Linked DNA regions of Homo sapiens: all the other regions are linked to region 2. The links are chromatin loops, found by intact Hi-C in ENCODE. Cell type or tissue: psoas muscle. All regions are shown on one strand.

Evidence for each region. A loop is a pair of places that touch in the nucleus more often than their neighbours do. Peaks named below come from ENCODE experiments on the same cell type or tissue, not always from the same donor. Only the 100,000 strongest peaks of a DNase experiment are listed, where the experiment ranks them.
Region 1: a loop joins it to region 2, with 4 times the contacts of the local background. A loop is called at or near these places in 100 of 110 quality-filtered maps.
Region 3: it touches region 2 in a loop (3-fold over the local background); 27 of 110 quality-filtered maps call a loop at or near these places.

Annotation. Positions count from the first base shown.
Region 1 is chr19:48,504,836-48,507,335 of GRCh38, reverse strand. The region is part of intron 5 of LMTK3 (lemur tyrosine kinase 3); the gene reads left to right. Among named protein-coding and RNA genes, the nearest start is that of LMTK3, 5.7 kb to the left of the region's middle. In psoas muscle, a CTCF peak has its summit at 1,028 (motif pointing left); no DNase peak of the experiment used is centred here.
Region 2 is chr19:48,583,426-48,585,925 of GRCh38, reverse strand. All of the region lies in intron 2 of SULT2B1 (sulfotransferase family 2B member 1), which reads right to left. Among named protein-coding and RNA genes, the nearest start is that of SPACA4, 22 kb to the left of the region's middle. In psoas muscle, a CTCF peak has its summit at 1,452 (motif pointing right); a DNase peak (open chromatin) is centred at 1,505; H3K4me3 peaks cover 373 bases; H3K27ac peaks cover 376 bases.
Region 3 is chr19:48,333,022-48,335,521 of GRCh38, reverse strand. It overlaps TMEM143 (transmembrane protein 143), which reads left to right. Exons shown (of 8, transcript NM_018273.4): 7 at 1,325-1,514; 8 at 2,089-2,500. The coding sequence ends at 2,303. Among named protein-coding and RNA genes, the nearest start is that of EMP3, 8.7 kb to the right of the region's middle. RefSeq lists a silencer at 1,129-1,648 and enhancers at 1,989-2,038, 2,049-2,138, 1,529-2,264. In psoas muscle, a CTCF peak has its summit at 1,467; DNase peaks (open chromatin) are centred at 1,471 and 2,281; H3K4me3 peaks cover 1,438 bases; H3K27ac peaks cover 1,349 bases.

The DNA of each region.
Region 1 (2,500 bases), 79 kb after region 2:
GTTCCCATCATTACCAGCTGTGTGACCCTAGGCAAGTCGCTTCACCTCTGTTCCATCTGGATCAAATGGGGATCATCATCCTGCCTAGCACGTTGCTGGGAGGATTTGAGAGCAGAGCGGCCGGCCTTGGCCAGATTCGTGGGTGTGCAGTGAATCCTGGCTTCCTTCTACACCAGCCACCCCAAGTCTCCCATGCTGGGAACTCCAGCCACTGTTGAAGCCCCACACATGGCAGGAGCTTCATGAACACTTTGTCGGGCTCCTGCCTGTAATCCTAGCACTTTGGGAGGCCAAGGCGGGCAGACTGCCTGAGCTCAGGACTTGGAGACCAGCCTGGGCTAAACCCTATCTCTACAAAAATACAAAAAAATTGGCCAGGCACGGTGGCTCACACCAGTAATCCCAGCACTTTGGGAGACTGAGGTGGGCAGATCATGAGGTCAGGAGTTCGAGACCAGCCTGGCCAACATGGTGAAACCCCATCTCTACTAAAAATGCAAACATTAGCCAGGTGTGGTGGGCAGGCGCCTGTAATCCCAGCTACTCAGGAGGCTGAGGCAGGAGAATTGTTTGAACCCCAGAGGCAGAGGTTGCAGTGAGCCAAGATCACACCACTGTACTCCAGCCTGGGAGACAGCGTGAGAAAACAACAACAATAACAACACTTTGTTACACGATTCTTCCACCAAACAGAAGCAAGAGACCCTGTTCTCCTGAGGACACACAGCATAAACAGCAGAGCCGCGGTTACACACAGGCAATAGAAGGCTGGGTACTGGCAGTGGCCCCACAGCACACAAGTGGCTCTGCCTCCCGCCAGGCCCCAGTAGGAAAATAACTAGTAAGTTACTGTGCACCTACTCCTGGCCAGACCCTGGGCTGCAAGCCTGAAATGTTCTCATCCTCCTGCAGACCTCCAAGCCAGTCCTTCTCTCCACCTGTGTTTATTGAGCATCTACTACTAGTCTAGGCACTGAGGACACAGGCAGGAAGACACACCAAATTCTTATCCTAGGAGAGCTCACCCCCTAGTGGAGAAGACACACAATAGATAAATAAATACTTTTTTTTTTTTTTTCAAGGCTCACTTCAGCCTTGAGCTCCTGGGCTCAAGTGATCCTCCTGCCTCAGCCTCCTGCATAGCCACCATGCCTGGCTAACTTTTATTTTTATTTATTTATCTTTTTTTTTTTTTCAGATGAAGTCTTGCTCTGTTGTCAGGCTGGAGTGCAGTGGCGCAATCTCAACTCTCTGCAACCTCTGCCTCCTGGGTTCAAGCGATTCTCCTGCCTCAGCCTCCAGAGTAGCTGCGATTACAGGCGCCCACCACCACATCTGGCTAATTTTTGGTATTTTTAGTAGAGACGGGGTTTCACCATGTTGGCCAGGCTGGTCTCGAACTCCTGACCTCAGGTGATTCACCCACCTTGGCCTCCCAAAGTATTCGGATTACAGACTTTTTTTTTTTTTTTTTTAGACAGAGTTTCAATCTTGTTGCCCAGGCTGGAGTGCAATGGCGGGGCCTCAGCTCACTGCAATCTCCGCCTCCCGGGTGCAAGCAATTCTCCTGCCTCAGCCTCCCAAGTAGCTGGGATTACAGGCATGTGCCACCAAGCCCAGCTTATTTTGTATTTTTAGTAAAGACAGGGTTTCACTATGTTGGCCAGGCTGGTCTCGAACTCCTGACATCAGGTGATCCACCCATCTCGGCCTCCCAAAGTGCAGGGATTACAGGCATGAGCCACTGCACCCAGACTATATATTTTTTTTAATTGTAGAGATGGAGTTTCACTATGCTGCTCCAGCTGGTCTCAAACTTCTAGGTTCAAGCCATCCTCCTGCCTCGGCCTCCCAGAGTGCTGAGATTTCAGGTGAGAGCCACCAGACCAAGCCAGAAATGCATTTTAAAAAGAGAAACTGTCAGCTGGGCGTGGTGGCTCACACCTGTAATCTCAGTACTTTGAGAGGCCCAGGCAGGCGGATTACCTGAGGTCAGGAGTTCAAGGCCAGCCTGGCCAACATGGTGAAATCCCGTCTCTAATAAAAATATAAAAATTAGCCAGGCATGGTGGCACATGCCTGTAATCCCAGCTACTCAGGAGGATGAGGCAGGAGAATTGCTGGAGCCCGGGAGATGGAGGTTGCAGTGAGCCAAGATTGCACCACTGCACTCCAGCCTGGGCGACAGAGCAAGACTCTGTCTCATAAAAAAAAAAAAAAAAAAAAAAAAAAGAGAGAGAGAGAGAGAGAGAGAAACTGTCAGAGAATGACAAATACCATGAGAAAATGAGGCAGTATGTGACAGAGACAGGGGCCACCTTGGATAGGACCATCAGGGAGGCCGGGTTGACTTGGAGAAGTCAGCCATGCAAAGCACCATGGGAAGTACATTCCAGGCAGAAGGAACAGCAGGTACAAAGGATGTAGGACAGGAAGAAGCTCATGGAGAGTGAGCAGCCCTGGAAATACATTTAGAATGCAGGGTGAAGCCTGGGCACGG
Region 2 (2,500 bases):
ATGGAGAAAGCTGGAATTGAACCCAGGTGTCTGGACATAAAAATCTCTGCTCTTTTCACTTTTCACTGCCCACTTTTGAGGGTCACCCCTTTTTTTATTATACTTTAAGTTTTAGGGTACATGTGCACAACGTGCAGGTTAGTTACATATGTATACATGTGCCATGTTGGTGTGCTGCACCCATTAACTCATCATTTAACATTAGGTATATCTCCTAATGCTATCCCTCCCCCCTACCCCCACTTTTTTTCTTTTTGAGACGGAGTTTTGCTCTTGTTGCCCAAGCTGGAGTGCAATGGCGCGATCTTGGCTCACTGCAACCTCCGCCTCCCGGTTTCAAGTGATTCTCCTGCCTCAGCCTCCCTAGTAGCTGGGGTTACAGGCATGCACCACCACGCCTGGCTAATTTTTGGTATTTTTAGTAGAGATGGGATTTCACCATGTTAGCCAGGCTGGTCTCGAACTCTTGACCTCCAGTGATCCACCTGCCTCAGCCTCCCAAAGTGCTGGGATTACAGGAGTAAGCCACTGCGCCCGGCTGAGGTTCACCTCTTTATTTCTGTGGGGAGCCACAGAATGTTACCTAGTGGAAAGGGACCTCATCAAGGACCCAATTCACAGTTTTGAATTTCAGGAGACCACAGGCTGTTCAGAAGAGAAACAATTACGTTCAAAATTACTTTCTGTTAGTATTCATTGCATTTAATTCTTTTTGAGACAGGATTCCGCTCTGTGACCTGGGCTGGTGTGCACTGTTGCAGTCACAGCTTACTTCAGCTTCAGCCTCCAACTCCCAGGCTCAAGTGATCCTCCCACCTCAGCCTCTGGAGTAGCTAGACCACATGTACCCAGCTTTTTTTTTTTTTTTTTTTTTTTTGAGAAGGAGTCTCACTCTGTTGCCCAGGCTGGAGTGCAGTGGCTCTATCTCGGCTCACTGAAACCTCTGCCTCCTGGATTCAAGCAATTCTCCTGCCTCAGCCTCCCAAGTAGCTGGGACTAGAAGTGTGCCACCACGCCTGGCTAGTTTTTGTATTTTTAGTAGAGATGGGGTTTTGCCATGTTGGCCAGGTTGGTCTCAAACTCCTGACCTCAGGTGATCCACCTGCCTTGGCCTCCCAAAGTGCTGGGATTATAGGCATGAGCCACCATGCCCAGCCTGCGCCCACCTAATTTTTAAAATTTTTGTAGAGATGGGGTCTCACTGTGTTGCCCAGGCTGGTCTGGAGCTCCTGGCCTCTAGCGATCCTCCTGCCTTGGCCTCCCAAAGTGCTGGGATTACAGGCGTAAGCCACCACATCCAATCCATTCACTGGATTTCATTCTAACAACCACCTTGTACCAGTTATCAGTTTACAGGCTGGTGGCTCCAACTTCATGCCTCTCTGCCGTTTTTGTGATATTGGAGCTGGACCCTGTAAACATTTCTCCTCTGCCAGCTAGCTCAGTGTTAAACCTTGTCAGCAGAGGGCGCTGGAGGAACACTGAATGAGGATGGGGCTCTTCCTGATTCTCACGAGCTCCTCTTAGCGGGATCTTGTGATGGACAGGGGCCAGCCCTGCACTAGACACGCAGTGACGTTTACCCCTCCCCCTAGCAAATTTCAGTGGCCTGTTGCACTTCAGTGAACTTCTCAGTCACCCAGTGGGTCATGACCATACCTCTGCAGCGAAACTCTAATCTTGTGTGGGGAGCCGGTTGGGCAGGGAAGTCCTTCTTCCCAATTTCTTTCTTTCTTGGGAGTTTGGCTTCAGCCCTAGAGGAAGTGGCTGCACCCTATTTTAGCTATTCCTGTGTGTGGTGTTTTTTGTTTGTTTGAGACGGAGTCTTGCTGTGTTTCCAGGCTGGAGTGCAGTGGCGCGATCTCAGCTCACTGCAACCTCCACCTCCCGGGTTCAAGTGATTCTCCTGCCTCAGCTTCCCGAATAGCTGTGACTACAGGCGCACGCCAGCATGCCCAGCTAATTTTTGTATTTTTAGTAGAGACAGGGTTTCACCATGTTGGTCAGGATGATCTCAATCTCTTCACCTCGTGATCTGCCTGCCTCAGCCTCCCAAAGTGCTGGGATTACAGGCGTAAGCCACTGTGCCTGGCCTTTTGTTTGTTTGTTTGAGACAGTCTGGCTCTGTCGCCCAGGCTGGAGTGCAGTGGCGCAATCTCCACTCACTGCAACCTCCGCCTCCTGGGTTCCAGCCATTCTCATGCCTCAGCTTCCCAAGCAGCTGGGACTACAGGCGCGCACCACCAGGCCCGGCTAATTTTTGTATTTTTAGTAGAGACGGGGTTTGGCCATTTTGGCCAGGCTGGTCTTGAACTCCTGACCTCAGGTGATCCGCCCGCCTCGGCCTCCCAGAGTGCTGGGATTACAGGCATGAGCCACTGCACCCGGACGAATTTCCTTCCTTTTTACAGCTGAATAATATTCCATTGTATGAATATAGCATAATTTGTTTATCCATTCATTCATGAACGGCAGATATTTGGATAGTTTCAGCTTTTGG
Region 3 (2,500 bases), 250 kb after region 2:
AACTTCCAACCTCAGGTGATTCACCTGCCTTGGCCTCCCAAAGTGCTGGGATTACAGGCGTGAGCCACTGAGCCCAGCCTGCTATTGTTTTTTAATTTTAATTTTTTGTAGAGATGAAGCTTTTGCCATGTTGCCCAAGCTGGTCTTGAACTCCTGGGCTCAGGTGATCCACCCACCTTGGCCTCTCAGCGTTGGGATTACAGGCCTGAGCCACTGCACTTGGCCTACAGTTTAATATTTTAAACCATTTTTTCCTTCATTATAGAAAAGTTCAAACAAACACAGAAATAGGATAGTATGATAAACTCCACTAGCCAGCACCTAGCATCAACAATTAGCAATAGTTAATCAGATTTCCCCTGAAGACCTCCACTGTCCTACTATTGGATGATTTTGAAGTAAATCCTACCTAGACTTATTTGGAAATACTTTATTATGTCTCTAAAACATAAGGATGTATTGTAACAAAATCTTTCAAAGCTAAAACTCCTATCATCTGCAAACCTTTGGGTAAATCCATTAATACATGGCTCAGATGAGCAAACCAGTGCAGTGGTTGCTGAAAACTGTAGGCCAGATGGGGCTGGTGGTCTTGGAGCCACTGGAATGAGGGCACGTGTGTTAAAAATACAGATCCCCAGCCGGTGCCTTGGGTCACGCCTGTAACCCCAGCACTATGGGAGGCTGAGGAGCGAGGATCACTCCAGGCTGGGAGTTTGAGACCAGCCTGGTCAACACAGGGAGAATCCCGTCTCTACAAAAAATATCGGGCTTGGTGGCGCACACCTGTAGTCCCAGCTACTTAGGAGGCCAAGGCGGGAGGATCGCTTGAGCCCGGGAGTTCAAAGCTTCAGTGCGTTATGAGTTTGCCTGTGAATAGCCACTGAACTCCAGACTGGGCTACAGGGCGAGACCCTGTCGAAAAAAAAAAAAAAAGGAAAGAAAAGAAAGAAAGGAAGGAAGGAAGAAAAAGAAAGAAAGAAAAGAAAAGAAAGAAAGAGAAAGAAAGAAAAGAAAGAAAGAACGAAAGAAAGAAAGAAAAAGAAAGAAAGAAAGAAAGAAAGAAAGAAAGAAAGAAAGAAAGAAAGAAAGAAAGAAAGAAAGAGAGAAAAAGAAAGAAAAAGAAAAGACAGACCCCAAAAATCCCCAAATAGATCCCTCGACTGAGCTCTGGGGACCCGTACTGAAGAGGTCTGGGTAGGACCTCCCCGCCTCCTCAGGGGAGTAAGCGGCGTGGGCCGTGCCAGCGGGGGTGACCCCGGGGGCTGTGTATGGGTGGGGGCGCACCCCGAACTGAGCCCACGGGGCGCTGTCCCGCCTGCAGATGTTCGGGCAGCGGCGCAGCGCGCAGGCGTTGGAGCTGGCGCACATGCTGTACTATCGCAGTACGTCCAACAACTCGGAGCTGCTCAGCGCCCTGGCCCTGCGCGCGCAGGACGAGCACACCAAGGAGGCGCTGCTGGCTCACAGCTTCCTGGCCCGGCGGCCAGGGGGCACTCAAGGCTCGCCCGAAGGTAGGACGTGGCCCTGGGACCCTGCCCCCAGGGGCCACACCCCCGCGAGGCCCCGCCCCAGCGAGATGCGTCCCCACCCCCAGTTCCCACGGGTGAACCTGACGGGTTTGCGAAGAGACCCCGGCCCTCAGCAGACAGGACCTCCGAATCCAGACTCCGATCTTGGTGCCTGATGTGACAGCCCTTTCTTAACCTCAGCCTGGTTGGGAGTCTTGGCTCCATGGCACGGCCCCCTCCTGTCATTCTTTCCTCTACCTGAGCTGACACTCTCCCTACAAGAGATCCTGCGCGCTCCCTGTGTGGGCTCCAGGTGGTCCCCTTGCCTACAGGAGCCCCCACCTTCCCTGCCCAAGAGCCCCTGACTGGTCCCCAGACGAAAGCCCCAGAGCTGGGCCTTCTGGCCCTCTCGACCCTCCTGGGCCTTGTTCCGCTCCCCTCCAAGCCTCAAGATCACTCCTAGGCTTCTCCCAAACCCAGGCCCTTCCTGTTCTTTGCCCTACGCCCCTCCTTGCTGCTCCCTCGAATCTTCCCCGATCTCAGTGTGACCTCAGAACACCTGCCTCTCCCCTTGCAGAGACCTCCAGGTGGCTCCGGTCGGAGGTGGAGAACTGGCTCCTAGCCAAGTCAGGCTGTGAGGTGACCTTCAACGGAACTCGGGCCCTGGCGCATCTGCAGGCCCTGACCCCCAGCATGGGATTGTACCCACCCCCGGGTTTCCCCAAACTAGACCCAGTGGCTCCGATCACTTCCGAGCCCCCGCAAGCCACGCCCAGCAGTAACATCTCCTGAGTAGAACCTACCTCCCTGCCCAGTCAGCAGGCTAGGAACTAAGCCCCGCCTCCTTCACGACAGGCTGTCAATTACGGTTATTATACTTTTCACTCCAACTTCCAATAACTGACAGGTGATTATTTTTGCTGCACTGTGTGCTTAAGCAAAGCAGCCAATCAAAGCAGCTAGCAGTTGTTAAGTCTTCCCCGCCCCTT